Regions from separate parts of the Homo sapiens genome. Here region 2 is linked to region 1. The links are chromatin loops, found by intact Hi-C in ENCODE. Cell type or tissue: mammary epithelial cell. All regions are shown on one strand. Each heading gives the region's core, and the rest is flanking DNA. Links, peaks and the distances in the headings are about the cores only.

Region 1 (8,345 bases), core at 187-8,186:
AGTATCAGGCCCACTACAAGACTGGTCATGGTCTACCATAGGTTGAACCTTGAAATCGGCCAAAACACAGATACACTGAACATCACCAGAGCAATAAGTATTTCTCTCATGGAATATTTTGTGATATTAATCAATGATATCACAAGATATCCCACCTGATATTGTCCTAATTTAAGTTCCTTACACCCAGTGTATCTCATCTTTATGCCTTGGGGAAGAGGTGATGCCACAGAGTGCAAAGAACAAAAATATTAAATAATTAGTATTTGAGTTTTAAAAGCCAATGTTCCAGCCTAGAATAACAGAATCTGAAAACAGATAATAAGTTTAGTTTTTGGTCTGCAATTCGTTAATGCTATATAATTTTTAAATTAAAAAGTTATTTTAGGCTAGGAACTTGGTTGTTGAAATGCAAAAGTGGGCTATTTGACATTCTTGTCCTCTGCATTCCATCCCTGAGGCTTGAAGGTGACAATGGGATCAATCACAGCATGGCTTTTGCATGACATGATGAAAAATAAACTCACATTGTAAAAGGCATAATTTAGGATCTTTTTTTTTTTTTTACTGTCCTCAAATATTTACTTCTGAGTGCTCAGGGGATGTTTTTATCATCATCATTGTTATTATTATTCAGAACATTTTTCCCTGCCACTTTCAAGTCTGTAGCTTTTTCAGAAGCCTAAAGTTCTAAAAGGCTGGATTTTAAGTGGTTGCTCTTTCTTTGAATGAGTATATTTAATAGTCATTAAAAATCAGTCTCTGGGAGGTTGAGGTAGGAGGATCACTTGAGCCCGGGAGGCGAAGGGTGCAGTGAGCACTCCAGCTTAGGTGACAGAGTGAGAACTTGTTTAAAAAAAAAAATCAGTTTCATGAAGAATTTTTAATGACTTGAGGAAATTAATGCTATGATATTAAGTAGAAAGAAGTGCAGTCATAAGCCACCTAATGACGTTCCAGTCAATGACGGAACAGATATATGGAGGTGGTCCCTTTGGCTGTAATAGAAATGAAAAGTTCTTATTGCCTAGTGACGTTGTAGCTGTCATAACATCGTAGTGCAAAGTATTACTCATGTGTTTGTGGTGATGCTGGTGTAAATAAACCTACTGCACTGCTAGTTGTATAGAAGTATTACATATACAATTATGTAGAGTACATAATACTTGATAATGATAATAAAGAACTATGTACTGGTTTATATGTTTACTAAACTATACTTTATTATTTTAGAGTATGCTCCTTCTACTTATTAAAAAAAAAAAAAGTTAACTATAAAACGGCTTTAGGTAGGTCCTGAGGCAGAAGGTATTCCAGAAGAAGGCCTTGTTAAAAGAGATGGCTGCTTCATGTGTGTTATTACCACTGAAAACTTTTCAGTGGGACAAGATCTGGAGGTGGAAGACAGAGATATTGATGATCCTGATTCCGTGTAAGCCTAAGCTAATGCGTTTGTATTCTAGTTTTTAACAAGAAAATTTTAAAAGTAAAAATTAAAAAATAAAAAAATTAAATAGAATAAAGCTAATAGAATAAGGATATAAATAAAGAAAATATTTTTGGACAACCGTACAATGTGTGTGTTTTATGCTGTGTTATTACAAGAGTCAAAACTTTTTTTTAAGTTTTTATGGTAAGCTAAGGTCAATTTATTATTGAAGAAAGAAAAATATTTTTATAAACTTAGTGCAGCTGAAGTATACAGTGTTTATAAAGTCTATAGTAGTGTACAAGAACATCCTTTGCCTTCATATTCACTCACCACTCACTCACTGAATTACCTAGATCCACTTTCAGTCCTGCAAGCTGCATTCATGGTAAGTGCCCTGTAAATGTGTACCCTTTTTTATCTTGTATGCCATATATTACTGTACCTTTTCTATGTTTAAATATATTTAGATGCACAAATACTTATCATCGTGTTACAATTGCCTACATCATCCAATATAGTAACATGCTATACAGGTTTGTTGCCTAGAAGCAATAGGCTATACCATATAGCCTAGGCATGTAGTTGGCTATACCATCTAAGTTTGTGAAGGTACACTCTATGATGTTCACACAAAATTGCCTAACAATGCATTTCTTAGAATGTACTTCATCATTAAGTGATGAATAACTGTATATAAAACCATATATTTTTATGATAATGATCTCATCTATGTAAAATAAAATAGAAAAAATTGATAGAAATATACCAAAATATTTTTCTCTGAGTGGTTTAAAAAATGAAAACTTCTGTGTCTTCACACATTTCCCTAGTTTATATATTTTCTGCAAGACAAATGCTACAATAAGAGCAGTAGTTTTATTACTTCCTGTATCATATTTACAGATTTGCTTATACAAATTTCATGAAATCTTTTGTCTGTTTCCCTGATTCCCAGCATGCATAGACCCCAGCTTCTCTCAAGTGACACCTCCAACAGGTAGCTCATCTGTGCCCCCAGGTTTGGGCTCTCATTGCCGCCATGGGTCAGAATTTAAGGCACCTTCACTCCATAGATGAAGATTGTATTGGATCAATTTTGCTCAATTTCTCATTTTAGCCTTGTGACTCATTTCCAACTGCTGAGTCTCTGGCCAGAGTCAGGGTTCCATAAACTTCTGTTAGACCCATCCAAATTTGTATCTTCACAAATAATCTGCATACTGATGACTGGTTCTCATTCATTGGCTACTAGCTGAATTTTCTGCATCAGAACCGCTAGTCTCCAAGAATATTACTTGTGCCTCATGCACTGATATCCCTATGGTTTATCTCGACCCTGCTATCCATAGATTCAGTGCAACCTACCATTGCTCCTTCTAGAGATCCATTGCCTCCTTAACTCTTCGTCTTAACAAAAGCATTGCCTTTTATTTAATTATCCCAAGTATTTGCATTTTTGAGCCTTTTAAATGTAACAGTAGACTAAAAGACATTGTGTGTCTTAATGGAAGCTATTTCTAGAAATTGAGCCCAGATACTGGATGACCCTCTAAACATTTTACCTAAAGGTAGCCCTGAAGTGAAAACTGCTTTAGTGGTAAAGGTAAGAGATTTTCCAAAGCAAAGCCAGGCTTCTCAGCCTTTTCTTTATCTCCCAGGCTCCAGAGATACAGGAGCCAAAGTTGAAATAGGGTTTTCACTGGTTTTCTTCCTCGTGAATACCCCCAACCATGTTCTCTATGCAGTTTCTCCACTCCCAGTATACTGAGGCCCATGAATCCTACAGGATACCATTGCAGCACCAGTCACTGTGCAGACTACCCACCTCTACTACCATCCCCCTCTCGGGCCAGAATCACTGCTGTTTCAAACTCTCACTCTAGGCATGACTATATGGACAGAAAAATGAAAAGCAACTGGCAAGGAACATCTGATGGACAGAGATAGCAAGGAGATTATTGATGAGGCTCATGGAGGCAGAGAACCTCAGTGAGAGATGGGACTGGGTCAAGGGGGTGGGGACAGAAACTGTTACCCATGAAAACCAAGTCTTAGGAGAAAAGAAGGAAACCCTACTAAATACATCATTTAGGGTTGTTTACCATTTATGACTAATTAGTCTGAGCACAAAATCAATTCTGAATACCAACTTCAGACTAAAAAACTATCCTTCCAAGTTACCTTAAAGTTCATCTAGGAGGCCGGGCGTGGTGGCTCACGCCTGTAATCCCAGCACTTTGGGAGACGGAGGTGGGTGGATCACGAGGTCAGGAGATCAAGACCATCCTGGCTAACACGGTGAAACCCCGTCTCTAGTAAAAATACAAAAAATTAGCCGGGCGTGGTGGCGGGCGCCTGTAGTCCCAGCTACTCGGGAGGCTGAGGCAGGAGAATGGCGTGAACCTGGGAGGCAGAACTTGGAGTGAGCTGAGATCACGCCACTGCACTCCAGCCTGGGTGACAGAGCAAGACTCCGTCTCAAAAAAAAAAAGTTTCATCTAGGAACAAGAAGAATGAGAATCTTTCAGGTTTCTTTGCTTCAAAAATTATTGCACTGTTAAAGTGAGGTTCTTGACAAATCAAGAAATGGTTCTTGAACTTTAACATGTATGGAGAGTTTATCAGGTGGTAGAGCATGTTGTTAGATACTTTGATGCACTTTATTTCTCTTATCCCGTACATTAGGCCTGTAACACTAAAGCCCTCACCTTTTCTATTGTTAAAAAAATGTAAAAAAAAAAAAAAAAAACTTAAGGCAAATTAAATTTAACAGAGTTTATTTGAGCAAAGAATGATTCATGAATCAGGCAGCATTCAGAACCAGGAGAGGTTCAGAGAGTTCCACCCAGCAGCATGAACAATAAGCTTTTATAGGCTGAACACTGAAGAAAGTATATAAATCATCTGATTGACTACAGCTAGACAGTTGCCTCATTTGGGCATGGTGTGATGAGTCTTTTGACTTATTGGAGCATGGTCTGATCAGTTGCAGCCTATGATTGGGTGAAGCTCAACTGTTTGTTACAAAAGTGTGCTCCTAAATTAAGTGTTTATTTATTTAAGTACTAAGTTATATTGCAGTGTATTACATAAAAACTTAAAGAATGGAGATATTCTCAGGGCAATGGCCTCCTACTTATTTAATCTGACACCATCTCCTAGAAATTACACAGTAATTACGCCATGGACTCCCATATTAGTCATGTCCAACCCTGATGTCACCACTTATAAGCTAAGTGACCACAGGAGTTACTTAAGTTCTGTCTGCCTCAATTTTCTCATCTGTAAATGGAGGTAATAACTGATTCAACCTCAAAATGTTGGTACCCGCCACTTGGGAAATTCCTAATAAATTACCTCACATGTTTTAAAATTTTGTAATTTTAGAAGTTCATGTTGTTCAAGTTAGAGGGTAAATTAGTCATAATGATTTGTCACATAAAGATTCAACAGTTATTTATTGCCTGCTATTTGCCAAAGACTGCAAGGCACTGTGAAGACAACAGTGAACTAAACAGATAAAAATCCCTGTCCTCATCTGGGTAGGGCTGGGGGAGGACAGGGCAGACATAAGCAAGTAAAACATGTAAGTTATTATTTGGTGAAAAGTATTAAAGAGAAAAAAGGACAGGCTTGTAGGGATTGAGGGCTAGGTGTGCAGGCTGCTATTTTAAATATAATAACATTACTTACCCCTTACACAATTTTGTTAATTATTAGTGAGATATTAAGTTTATGATTTTAATTAAAACCATGAATTAGTCTTTCCTAAGTCAACGAGGTTATCTGCTCACAAATTAAAAACATCTACACAAATTTTTGTAGCTATTTATATTTAATGAAAAAGTTTATCAGCATTTCTCACATACTTTCAATGAGAGCACTCTGACCACTTAAAGATCACAAGTAAGCATAAAGTGTCTCATTTTAGAAGTTCTATCGTAATGATAGAAGTACTATTTAAACTCATAGAAGATGAAGGAGTAGGAAACCATGCCTTCAGACTTAGCAAAGATCCTCATTTCTTTCTTCAATCACCTAGTCTGCATTTGCAAATATTGCAACATACATTTCAGACAAAGTTTTCAATTGTACCCTTTGATACAAAATTTCACAATGCAAAATGGTTGCAAAATTCCTCCAACATATAACAATACAATATTTACTTTACTCTCAAAGACTTGGCTTCGAAAGCAGGTTAGTGCAAACCACAGGCACCAGAACATTAATAGGAAAGAGTCTAGAGAGTGGACCTCAGTGCAGATCTGCAGTATCATCAAGAAAGCAGGCTTGTGTGCCCATTGCCTGCCTAGTGAGTGGGAAGTAAACTGCTTTGGGAGCTTCTTTCAAGATTCCTATTTAAAAGGTCATTATTAAGGAAAAGAGAGTCTGCCGTAGGAATTTTGAAGATATGCTATTGTATTAGTATGTTTTCATGCTGCTGATAAAGACATACCTGAAACCGGGAAGAAAAAGAGGTTTAATGGACTTACAGTTCCACGTGGCTGGGGAGACCTCACAATCATGGCGGAAGGCAAGGAGGACCAAGTCACATCTTACACGGATGGCAGCAGGCAAAAAGAGAGTTTGGGCAGGGAAACTCCCCCTTTTCAAAACCATCAGATCTCATGAGACTTATGCGCTATCATGAGAACAGCATGGGAAAGACCCGCCCCCATGATTCAATTACCTCCCACCAGGTGCCTCCCACAACACATGGGAATTCAAGATGAGATTTGGCTGTGCGGACACAGACAAACCATATCAGCTATTTAAATTTTTACATAATGTATCAAAGTTTAATTCCCTTGTTTTGAAATATACATGTAATTCAAAATGGTTCTGATTGCTTCTGCCTTTGACACAGAATCATAGCCATTTTGAAACAGACATGAGGCATGTTCTCTTAACTTAATGAGTATTTACTACTCACTGGAGAATGGTTTATAAGCATTATCTTGTTCCATTCTCTTAAGACTCAATAAAATAATTGTTAGCATATCCATTTACAGTTGAGAAAACTGAAGCACAAAGAGGTTTAAAAAGTTTCTCAGGTACACACAGATAGGAGGTAGCAGAATTGGAAATGAAACCTAAGTTTATGTGACCCTAAAGTTCATAACCTTAACCTTAATATTAAGCTGCTATTAGCCAGATGATGTTTTAAATGAGTCATTAGTATTCTTTTCTTTTTAGGAGGCTGGAATATCTCATTCGAATGGTCCTGCTCCTTTTAAGGAGGAAATTTATTTTATGTATAACTATGACTTCGAAGTTTAGAATAACCCCTACCACCACAAAAAATAAAAACAAAAACCAATGATCAAACACAGAGGAGAAACAATCCCCGAACTACAGGAAATTGCATTCTAAGGGTTGCTATAACTAAACATCTCTCGGTTTTGGAATGTGAATAAAGCTTTCAGGGGTAATGGCAATATTTTAAGTCTATTATTATCCATCGTAATAATAACACTTCTTAAATAAATATTTAATAATAAGCTTAGATTCCTAGAGTCACTGGCACATCTCTTGTTCTCTTCCTATAATCTGGTTTCTAATCTTTCTCTTCAATTTTTAACCTTCTACAGCTGCACTGTCCAGTAGGGTAGCCACTAGTCACATGTGGCAGCTAAGCATTTGACAGGTTGCTAGTACGAATTGGGACACCCTGTAAGTGTAAGCTATCTCAATTGTTAATATCGATTACATATTTAATGATATTTTGATACATTGGGTTAAATAAAATGTTTTTAATTTTATTTAATTTACATTGTATTAGGTTATTCCCAGAATACATGAGATCTACTGCCTATATTTCAAAGGAGTTACTAAAACAGAGATCTAAGACTGAGTAGGTCTTGGTTAGTATGCTAAGCTTTGGTTTTTGGGGAACTAAAATTGTCCCTATGAGCTCGAATTGGGGCTTTCTTATTTACCTAAAAACATATCATTAGGTCAATCAGTTTAATCAGGCTATTCTTCCCTGATCACTAGAATTCTGAAAAGTTAACCCTAACTAAATCCCTTTAATATGTGTGAAAAACTAGACTTCAGTTGTCCTTTCTAATCATGAAGACCACTGTGTTGACAGGATTATTGAGCACTGTGTCTTTGAATCTTCTCCCTGGGAGAACCCTGACAGTAGAAGACCATTAAGAGTTAAGTGGAGGTGATGCCCATCTCTGGATGCGGGCTTTGAGTTTTGAGCTTTGAGCTTTGCAGGAGCTCAAATTTTCTTCGTATCTCCAGTTTTGGTTTTAAATTCATGCAAACTTAGGATTTTACTCTATAACATTTTTTAATATAAAAATCAATTAAAAATTAACACTGGATCCACCAACTTCCAGACTTCTTTAAGTGAGCTCAGGTTTGTGTTAAGATATTTTCAGTTTGTTATTTTAATTCTTAGTCAAGAACTTCTCAATTGATATACCATAACAGAAGCAAGAAGAATATAAAATGTTAACAACAAAAGATGAAGCCTAACACCTTGGATGTTCTGGATGTTCCAAAAATGTTCATGGATGATGAATATAACTATCAAATGAGTAAAGTTTTAATGTCAAAAATATCCCCAAAAAAGTCTATCTATTTTTCTGGGAGCTTATTTCACTAACAAATGCAGGATGTGTCCCAATTAAACCTCAGGAGCACATGGCCTTTATTTACCAGTAAAGTTTGTCCCAGATATTAAACGGTCTTGCTCAACTACAGTTTACTGTCCACAGCCAAGACAGCTATATGTTCCCATAGCATATGTAGTGCAGATGACACAGCTAGTGTAGGCATTTTTCTGCTTTTCTAGTTGCTTTTATATCTGCCCTGAATTCTTACTGTAATATTCACTCCAAAACTTGCTCAATTGATTTCAAGAGGATTTCTCAATAGCTGGTATACCCCAAGCCACTTA
Region 2 (8,345 bases), core at 328-8,327, 56 kb after region 1:
CATTGCTTTTATAGCATTGCAATACATCCAGCAGTGCAGAATATGGAATGTGCAAAAGCAGTAAAGTTTTCAGGACTGGACTATGATATGAGTTTTATGAGGTTTATTTTTTCTCTCAACTCTCATGTTTCATACCTTATTAGATGTATGATAAGACACCATATGTCTCCCCAGTGAGATTTGCTATTTTCTTGTCAGTAAACATTGATTGCTTGTTCCGTGGATATGGTGCATAAACCTACGCTTGCACAAAGCTTCCCATCCTATTTCTTTGTTTATTTTCCACAGTATGCTCAAGTAATTCCTGAATTGACACTTTTATCCAGGTTTCAGAAATGCCATTTTGGCTTAACTATAGATCGTGGAACTTATTGTTGCCTGTCCTAGACTTATAAATGAAATCTGGAGTGAAAATAAGTATCAGATACAGATGTGTTCCAATTTTAGGAATAGATACTAAAATTAAACCATACAAAATTTTTATCTTGAGGATTTTCTTTCACTTTAAAAAATATTCATGGCAATATCCCTCTTAATAAGGAGGGCTTTTTCAGTCTGTTGCTACTCAGAATATATCTTACAGGATCCAACAGAACAGTCACTAATAAGAGCTTTTTGGAAATGTAGAATTTCCAGGCCCTGCATTTTGACAAGATCCCCAGGTGATTAGTTTGCATACTGAAGTGTGAGAAGTAGCACTTTAATACACTGACACCTTCTTTTACAAAGCATCTTTCAGGAGCTAAGCAAAGTGAACAACCTTTGTTGGAAGTAAAATAGGCACCTCTCATTAGACCTTTCCCTTAATAGTCTAGTAAAGAGTACTTCGATAATTTAAAAAAGGGGATGATAGAACTTCTCATATCATAATTTTTACAAAAAAACTCCTAATTAAACATGACTTTTTTCTCATGTTAATTTTGAGACAAAAAGAGTATGACTACAAAAAACTAAATATCAGTTATGCTGCTCAGCAGTAATGTGAGATTGGGCAATGTCTTAAATATCGCTACCTCAGTTTTGTCACCTCTAAGATGGGTGACTTAGGCAGTAGTGGCACTAGAGCACATGATTCCATTCCATCGTCTTTGAGGTCAGACTAGCTTCAGGTTAGGGTCTGATCCCAGCCCAGCCACATGGGCTGAGTTATGCTGCATCTCAGAGCCTTGACTCCTTCACACACAGAATAGAGATAATAGGAGGGATGTGTGGTGAAGAAAGGGTTTTGTGGGCTTCAGTTTTGTTGTATAGGAGATGTCCTATCTTATAAGCTACTGGGTATACACTTTGATGTTTGTGAAATTACTCTTTGTATGTGTGTATCTGTATATATATGTGTGTGTGTATATATGTGAAATAATTTGTAATCAATTTTTAAAAACTATCATTATCAGATATGGTTGTCATGAAGGCTAAATAAGGTAATATGAAGTCCTTAGAACACTGTATCTGCTACTTTTTACAATGAATGTTTGGTAAATGCTAGTTTTTAGTAAGGGCCCTTTCATAATTTTATTTTTTTCCTTTCCCAATAACTTTTTGGCTCTCAATTTTTAAAAAACTATTATCTGTGAAAGTGAAAGCTCACATCTATGTGCAAAGGAGAAGTGTTTACAGTTTTAATTTATAAAACTCAGTTTAACTTTGTCTTTACTTGGTAATATTGGATTTTTCTGGACTCCAGAGAGAAAAGTCAATATCAATATTACACTTTATCTGAATATTGGCAGTATGCATATTTAACATGAAACCAAGGTGAGAAAGCTAGCATGTTCCAGCGGCAGGAAAGATTTCTTGACTTATCTTCAGCTGAAGCAGTGGCAGCTTGGATATTACATCAACATCCTGACATTATTAACAAAGGTCAGCAGCCTCTTTTCTCTGACTTCCTTATTCTAAGCATCTATTCAACAGAGATAAAACAGTTGTCTTAGAATTGTTTCGCTGTACAAACAAGTTTTTTTTTTTTCTTAAAAGTCTTCTTTGAAATTAAGAAACTTCTCTTAACCAATGTGTCCAGTTTGTTGTAGATGCCCACAAAGGACTTGTAACTTAATAACAACAGTGAGAAAAGTCTTGCTTTTGAATCAAGTCACATAATATAACTTCAGTATCATTTTTAGAACTCCAGAGGCCAAAGTCCACTTCTCCACGTAAGATCTTCAATCCCAGAAGCCCTATCATGGGATCTCTCTGTGTGTCCCACTTGTGAGAGTCTAACCCAGGAGTTCACCAGTATGTCTCACAGAGCACTACTCCCAGGAGATGCCCCAAGAGGAAAGAGTTTTCTGGGAAATACTGTAAACTGCAACACGCATCAGAGCTTCACTATACACTGTAAGGGCTTTGAGATGTTCTGTGGTAAAGAAAAAGGTGGAATTCTGCAAGCTTACTGACCTTGCAGCTCTTTTGAGGAGGGTGAGGGCATAACCCCCTGGTAAACCACCCAGACTAGTACCACAGTATCTACTTCAGGACATGCTGACATAGCAGTAAGTGGGCATTAGATAAATACTGGGAAATGCATTCTAATTAGACTTTCTCAGCCGATTAAAGCACACACACACAGCCTTATTCATCTTCACCACACCCAGTTATGGTTGGTAATTTTACAGATGAGGAAAATTGATATACACTAAATGGGGGATTTCTTAGGATCATACAGCCAATGGGTGATGGAATTTGGACAAAGTCAGCTAATTCAAAGCAATATTTTTGATACTTTAATAATGTGTAGAATTTTAAGATAAAAATAGTAGCAGTTAACATATTGAATTTTTACTATATGGTTGCCTCTGTGCTTGATACTTTGTTTTTATTAGCATTCTCCCTTTTAATGCTCATGAAATTGGGCACTATTGTTGTCTTTAGATTATGGATGATGGAATTCAGTTTTACCTTAGAGAGGTAAAAAGACTCACCCAAGGCCACAAAGCCAGTGTTAGGCAGGGCTGTGCCAGAATCCAGGTTGTAACCATTATGCTCTGTCACCTCCCAAGTATATGGAAATAATTTATGAATTAGGAAATGATAGGTGTGTCAACTCTCCTCCCCCACATCCACAAGCCTTCTAATAATCTTTTGCTTTTCAGCAGAAGTCTCAAGACTGGAGAGTGACCAAAAACTGCAGTGTTCACTGATTTTATGTATAGCACATTAAAGAATAGCATTGGCTAGATTTTGAGATTTTTTTCCTTTGGCAGCAAATTATGAATCTTTTAAATATCTTAACATGGTAATTATTGATGTCTTTGGACACTGATGGAAGTAATCCCACATTATATAGGGAATCATAGAGGAATCGTAGATAGGATCTCTTTAAATGATTTGATTCATTTTCATACATTCAGACTGATTTATTTTAAGTGACACTTTTAGCTGATAGGAATGTTGAAAGTTTCCACAGAGAGACTTTTGACATATTCCTTGTGTTTCCTTTTATTTTACTTTCAAATGTTTCATCTGCTGAGTCAACAGCATTATCATCCTTATTAGATCACTAGTCATATCATTAGCATCTATTTTATATGTGGTGAGAATAAAGTTGAAAGAGATTGTCAGTTTTATAAAACATGGTCATGTGTTTCTAGTCGATAGCTGTAACTTCTTTCAGCATAGTATTATTATCCATATTCCTTTCAGAAAAACTGAAGATTTTGAATAATTATTTTGTTTTATCATTACAAGTTCTGTTTTGCCTTTGTTCATTCTCACATAGCAACTGAGGCCCTTTTGCTCCTGTTTTTCTTTTGCTTCTGGCGGCCTACAAGGTAAAAAGCTAAGCACAATTGAAGAAGAGCAAAGTTTCTAAGAGAGTAAGGCTGAGAATGGAATTAATGATATCTTGGAAAATCTGTTTGCCCTACCATCAGACAAAACTCTGTAATAATTGCAAGCTCTCCTTTGTGGTTGAAAAGATTGTAGTCATCAAGAGCTCACTTGATCTTAGACATGGGAAGAAATTTTCTCACACCCACACATGGATGATTGTATATGTGTTGAGACCTGTTGTAACTTGAATATTAGAAGAGCAAGGATACAACTAATGAAATCATGTTTTTAGAAATGGTTTTACTTTTGTGATATTTTAGAGCACTCTTTCCCAAGTTGCAGGTTAGGACCCATTAATAGGTAATGAAATCACTTCAGTAGGCACAACCAGTATGCTTTGACAAAAACAAAAATGAAACTGAATAGAATAGGAAATAATCACAGTGCATTACATGTAATAAAATAGTGGTATCATTTAACTTTTGTTCATTGTTTATGCATGTGTATGCATATGTGATTACTTGAGGTGTGATAAAAAAATCTGTGTTCTAACTCTAGGCCATAATAATAATTTTAAAAAAGCTTGAGGTTTCTGTCTTACTCTAAGGACTAGTTAATAATCAATCTAAAAAGTATATGTGATTAGCCGGGCTTGGTGGTACATGCCTGTAATCCCAGCTAATCGGGATGCTGAGGCAGGAGAATTGCTTGAACCTGGGAGGCGGAGGTCAGTAAGCCGAGACTGCGCCACTGCACTCCAGCCTGGGCGACAGAGCAAGACTCCGTCTCAAAAAAAATTTAAAAAAAGTATATTTGCACTGTTCAATTTACTCCACCCAAATCATTTTCCAACAAGTGCAATTCAGTTACAAGTTTTCTTTTAAAGTCTAATCATACTTTCTAGTATTGCAGAACTTAGTCCATACCAGGTATATCTTATTTTGCTTTTCTTTTAGTGGAACATGATTTCTTATCAAAGGGAAATAGTCTTTTAAGGAAGTTATTGTTTTCCTTTTGTAGTGGATGGAATTAAAGTAGACTAAATAAAGGATTGGCTTGTGTATACAAGCATCTAGGATTTGTTCTAAGCTTATTTAGAAAGTAGCTTGTATATCGACAACTCTTGAATAGCTGATGTTAAAAGCTAAAAGGTAGAGACCTATCCATTAATTTCAGGCATTTGGAGAATAGATACTGAGTCCATATCTCTGTAACTCTGTCAAGTTAGTCTCAAGAATTTACTTGTTAATATATCTTTCTTCTCTTGACTGGACTTCTTGAAGTGAGAACTACAGTATACTAAGTTCCTAGTTGTTTGTTTCCTGAATTTTTAATGACAGTCCGTGACTTCTTCCTATCTGTATTATGAGGCTAATGTTGAAAGTAGCCTTTAGTGTTACAAAGAATGTTAGGTGAATTTGGTAGTTTTAATTATATTATTTTTCTCCTTTATATGTATTCATATTATAGAATATTTAGAGGAAAAATGTATAAATAAAATGAAAATCACTTGTAAACTTATACCATAGAAGTAAACACTTTAAATATTACACATCTATGTGTGTACAATATATTCTGTATTAAAGTGTTTTCATGTTAAATATTCTTCTAAAACATGAGTAACTTCCTTAACATCACATTGCTTGGAGATATCAGTTTGGCTGTTCATTTCTAATTTAGATTGTTTCCAAATGTTCAGAATTAAAATCTGTATACTTAAATTCTGTACATAGATCACTTTGGGAGTTCTGAAATATTCATGAATACTTGCACCTTTTTCCAGAATCTAAACTTCATACATCTAGTTTTGTTCTTGTAAATTGTTTTGAGGAAGTGGTGGTCAGTGTCACAAACCAGCTGTGGCTCCAAACAGACACCAGGATTTAGGCCCATTACAGAGAGACCACCCTGGAAATATTCTACAGTTGAGAGGAGCTTTCAGTCTAGAAGAGGAGGAAATGATACTTAGTTTAGTCATCATGTGCTTTGGCAAGAAATTACAGTCGAAAGGAAGGAACAGATAAACATTGTGTGGTGTAGCCACTTTGAAGAGTGGTCAAATTCCCTGTGGCAAAACTTCCTCCTCCCCTCTTCATTCCCCATTCCCCCTATTTTGATGTTAGATAGGTGGCACTTTACTGTGTCACTCCCGGCCTATCCTCCCCACAACACTACTTGGAGTTTAATCATAAGATCGTGGTTTTATTTTTTTCCCTTAAAGATGGATCTTTATTTCTTTTAATTTTTAATATTCTTAGAACTGTGAGCCCTCATCATCCATCTATAGCAACCATCAACATTTCTCCGTATTTTTTCATTTATTCTGCATCACCTCTTTTTTGCCAGGTATTTTAAGGCAAATCCCAGACCTTATGTCATTTCAGCCCTGCATATGTCAGTAGGCATCCCTCAAAAAAATGGCATTTTCTTATGTAGCCTCAATGCCATTATCTCACCTAATAAAATTATAATTATCTGAAATTATTTAATATCTCAATTATCTATTTAAAAGATTTTATAAGGTTGGTTTTTCAAATCAGGATTCAAGCAAGTCTCACTTAATTGCTATGGCACATAAGTGTCTTTTAAATCTAAAATAAACACTTTTTTGTGTGTGCCTCTTCATTTAATTCATTGCTGAAGAAACTGGGTCAACTGTATTTCATAGAGAGCTTTTTTTTGCAGATCTGTTTAATGCTTTAATTAAAAGAATTTTAGGCTAGGTGCAGTGGTGCACACCTGTAATCCCAGCATTTGGGAGGCCAAGGCGGGAAGATCGCTTGAGCCTAGGAGTTCCAGACCAGCCTGGGCGACATAGTGTGGCCCCCATCTCTACCAAAAAAAAAAAAAAAAATCTGCCAGGTGTGGTGGTGTGTGCCTGTAGTTCCAGCTACTTGGGAGGCTGACGTGGGAAGATTGCTTGAGCCTCAGAGGTCGAGGGTGCAGTGAGCTGTGATTGTGCCACTGTATTCCAGCCTGGGTGATGGAATGAGACCGTCTCAAAAAGAAAAAGAAAAAAAAAAGAGAAAAAGCATACAGGATAACAAAATGCAAAGAGTATAAAAAAGTATAAAATAGAAAAAGTAAAAGCCTCCTCACTTCCATCCCCAGCCAGGCAAACTTGATTGACATTATTTTTTCAATTATTTAATTAACCTTTTTATTTTCAGATCATTGTAGATCACATGCAATTGGAAGAACTAATACAGAGAGATATTGTATACATTTTACCTAGTTTCCCTCAATTATAACATCTTTGCAAACTACAATACCATATCACAACCAGGATACTGACATTGATACCTAAGACAAAGAAGATAAACTGATAGATTTTTAAGTAACTTTTGTCTTCTTTGTCAGTGATTGTCAATTAGAGAGAGTCAGGCTATGAGAGGTAGGCTACCTGAGTGTCAGAATGAGGTAATAAGAATAATGCTTCTCCTCATCTCTACTAAAAATACAAAATTAGCTGGGTGTGGTAGCGCATGCCTGTAATCGCAGCTACTCAGGAGGCTGAGGCAGGACAATCGCTTGAACCTGGGAGGCGGAGGTTGCGGTGAGCTGAGATCGCACCACTGCACTCCAGCCTAGGCAACAAAAGCGAAAGTCCGTCTCAAAAATAAATAAATAATACTTGTCTATTGGTTTTCATGTGTACGCATCTGCCTTCTTCAACACATGACATTGTAGGCATTTTCTCTCCCTAGCAGTTTTTCATTTTACCCTTTGGCATCTTTCTACTTAATCCTTTGAAATCACCCAAACTGTGGAAGCACAAGAGAGTGAAAATTCCTGATGTAGTTAATACCCATGGAATAAACTTATTATATTAGTCTTGCCACAGAAAACTCCATAAATAGTCTACTTCCATAGGTTAGAGTGATACTAGAACTTCTGATGACAGTTCGCTTTTTAATAAATTAGGACTCAGCACTTCCTTTGCGATTCAGGTTCTTTGGCAGAACAAAGACTCATGGGGTTTTGTTCTGATAGTTAATGGAAGAGAGAAATTTTCCCAAGGAGGTAGAGATCCCCAGGCAAAGTAACGATGGGAATGTTGACGATTTGAACTTGCCTGCATTGTGCCAGCATTGCTGGGTGAAAGAAGTTTCCTCTTAGGCCTTACAGTGGAAGTGGTCGGAAAGAAATACAATTACAGGGCTGAATAAAAGTGATACCCTGGCCGGGTGCGGTGGCTCACGCCTGTAATCCCAGCACTTTGGGAGGCCGAGGTGGGTGGATCATGAGGTCAGGAGATCGAGACCATCCTGGCTAACACGGTGAAACCCCGTCTCTACTAAAAATACAAAAAAATTAGCCGTACGTAAATGCACCTGTCGTCCCACCTACTCGGGAGGCTGAGGCAGGAGAATCGCTTGAACCCAGGAGGCAGAGGCTGCAGTAAGCCAAGATCCTGCCACTGCACTCCAGCCTGGGCGACAGAGTGAGACTTCGTCTCAAAAAAAACAGTGACACCCTAAGATTTTCTTTTGCTGACACATGTCACTTTAAAAAAATAAAATTTAGAATATGATAGTCACATGTAGGTTGACTCATATAATTGCTCCTTATTT

Evidence for each region. A loop is a pair of places that touch in the nucleus more often than their neighbours do. Peaks named below come from ENCODE experiments on the same cell type or tissue, not always from the same donor. Only the 100,000 strongest peaks of a DNase experiment are listed, where the experiment ranks them.
Region 2: it touches region 1 in a loop (5-fold over the local background); 13 of 110 quality-filtered maps call a loop at or near these places.

What each region holds. Positions count from the first base shown.
Region 1 is chr6:117,436,509-117,444,853 of GRCh38, forward strand. No RefSeq gene overlaps it. Among named protein-coding and RNA genes, the nearest start is that of ROS1, 15 kb to the left of the region's middle. In mammary epithelial cell, for the core only: no CTCF peak of the experiment used is centred there; DNase peaks (open chromatin) are centred at 4,443, 4,593, 5,593 and 6,023; H3K4me3 peaks cover 250 bases; H3K27ac peaks cover 3,893 bases.
Region 2 is chr6:117,492,633-117,500,977 of GRCh38, forward strand. All of the region lies in intron 1 of DCBLD1 (discoidin, CUB and LCCL domain containing 1), which reads left to right. Among named protein-coding and RNA genes, the nearest start is that of DCBLD1, 14 kb to the left of the region's middle. In mammary epithelial cell, for the core only: no CTCF peak of the experiment used is centred there; DNase peaks (open chromatin) are centred at 3,959 and 5,779; H3K27ac peaks cover 4,880 bases.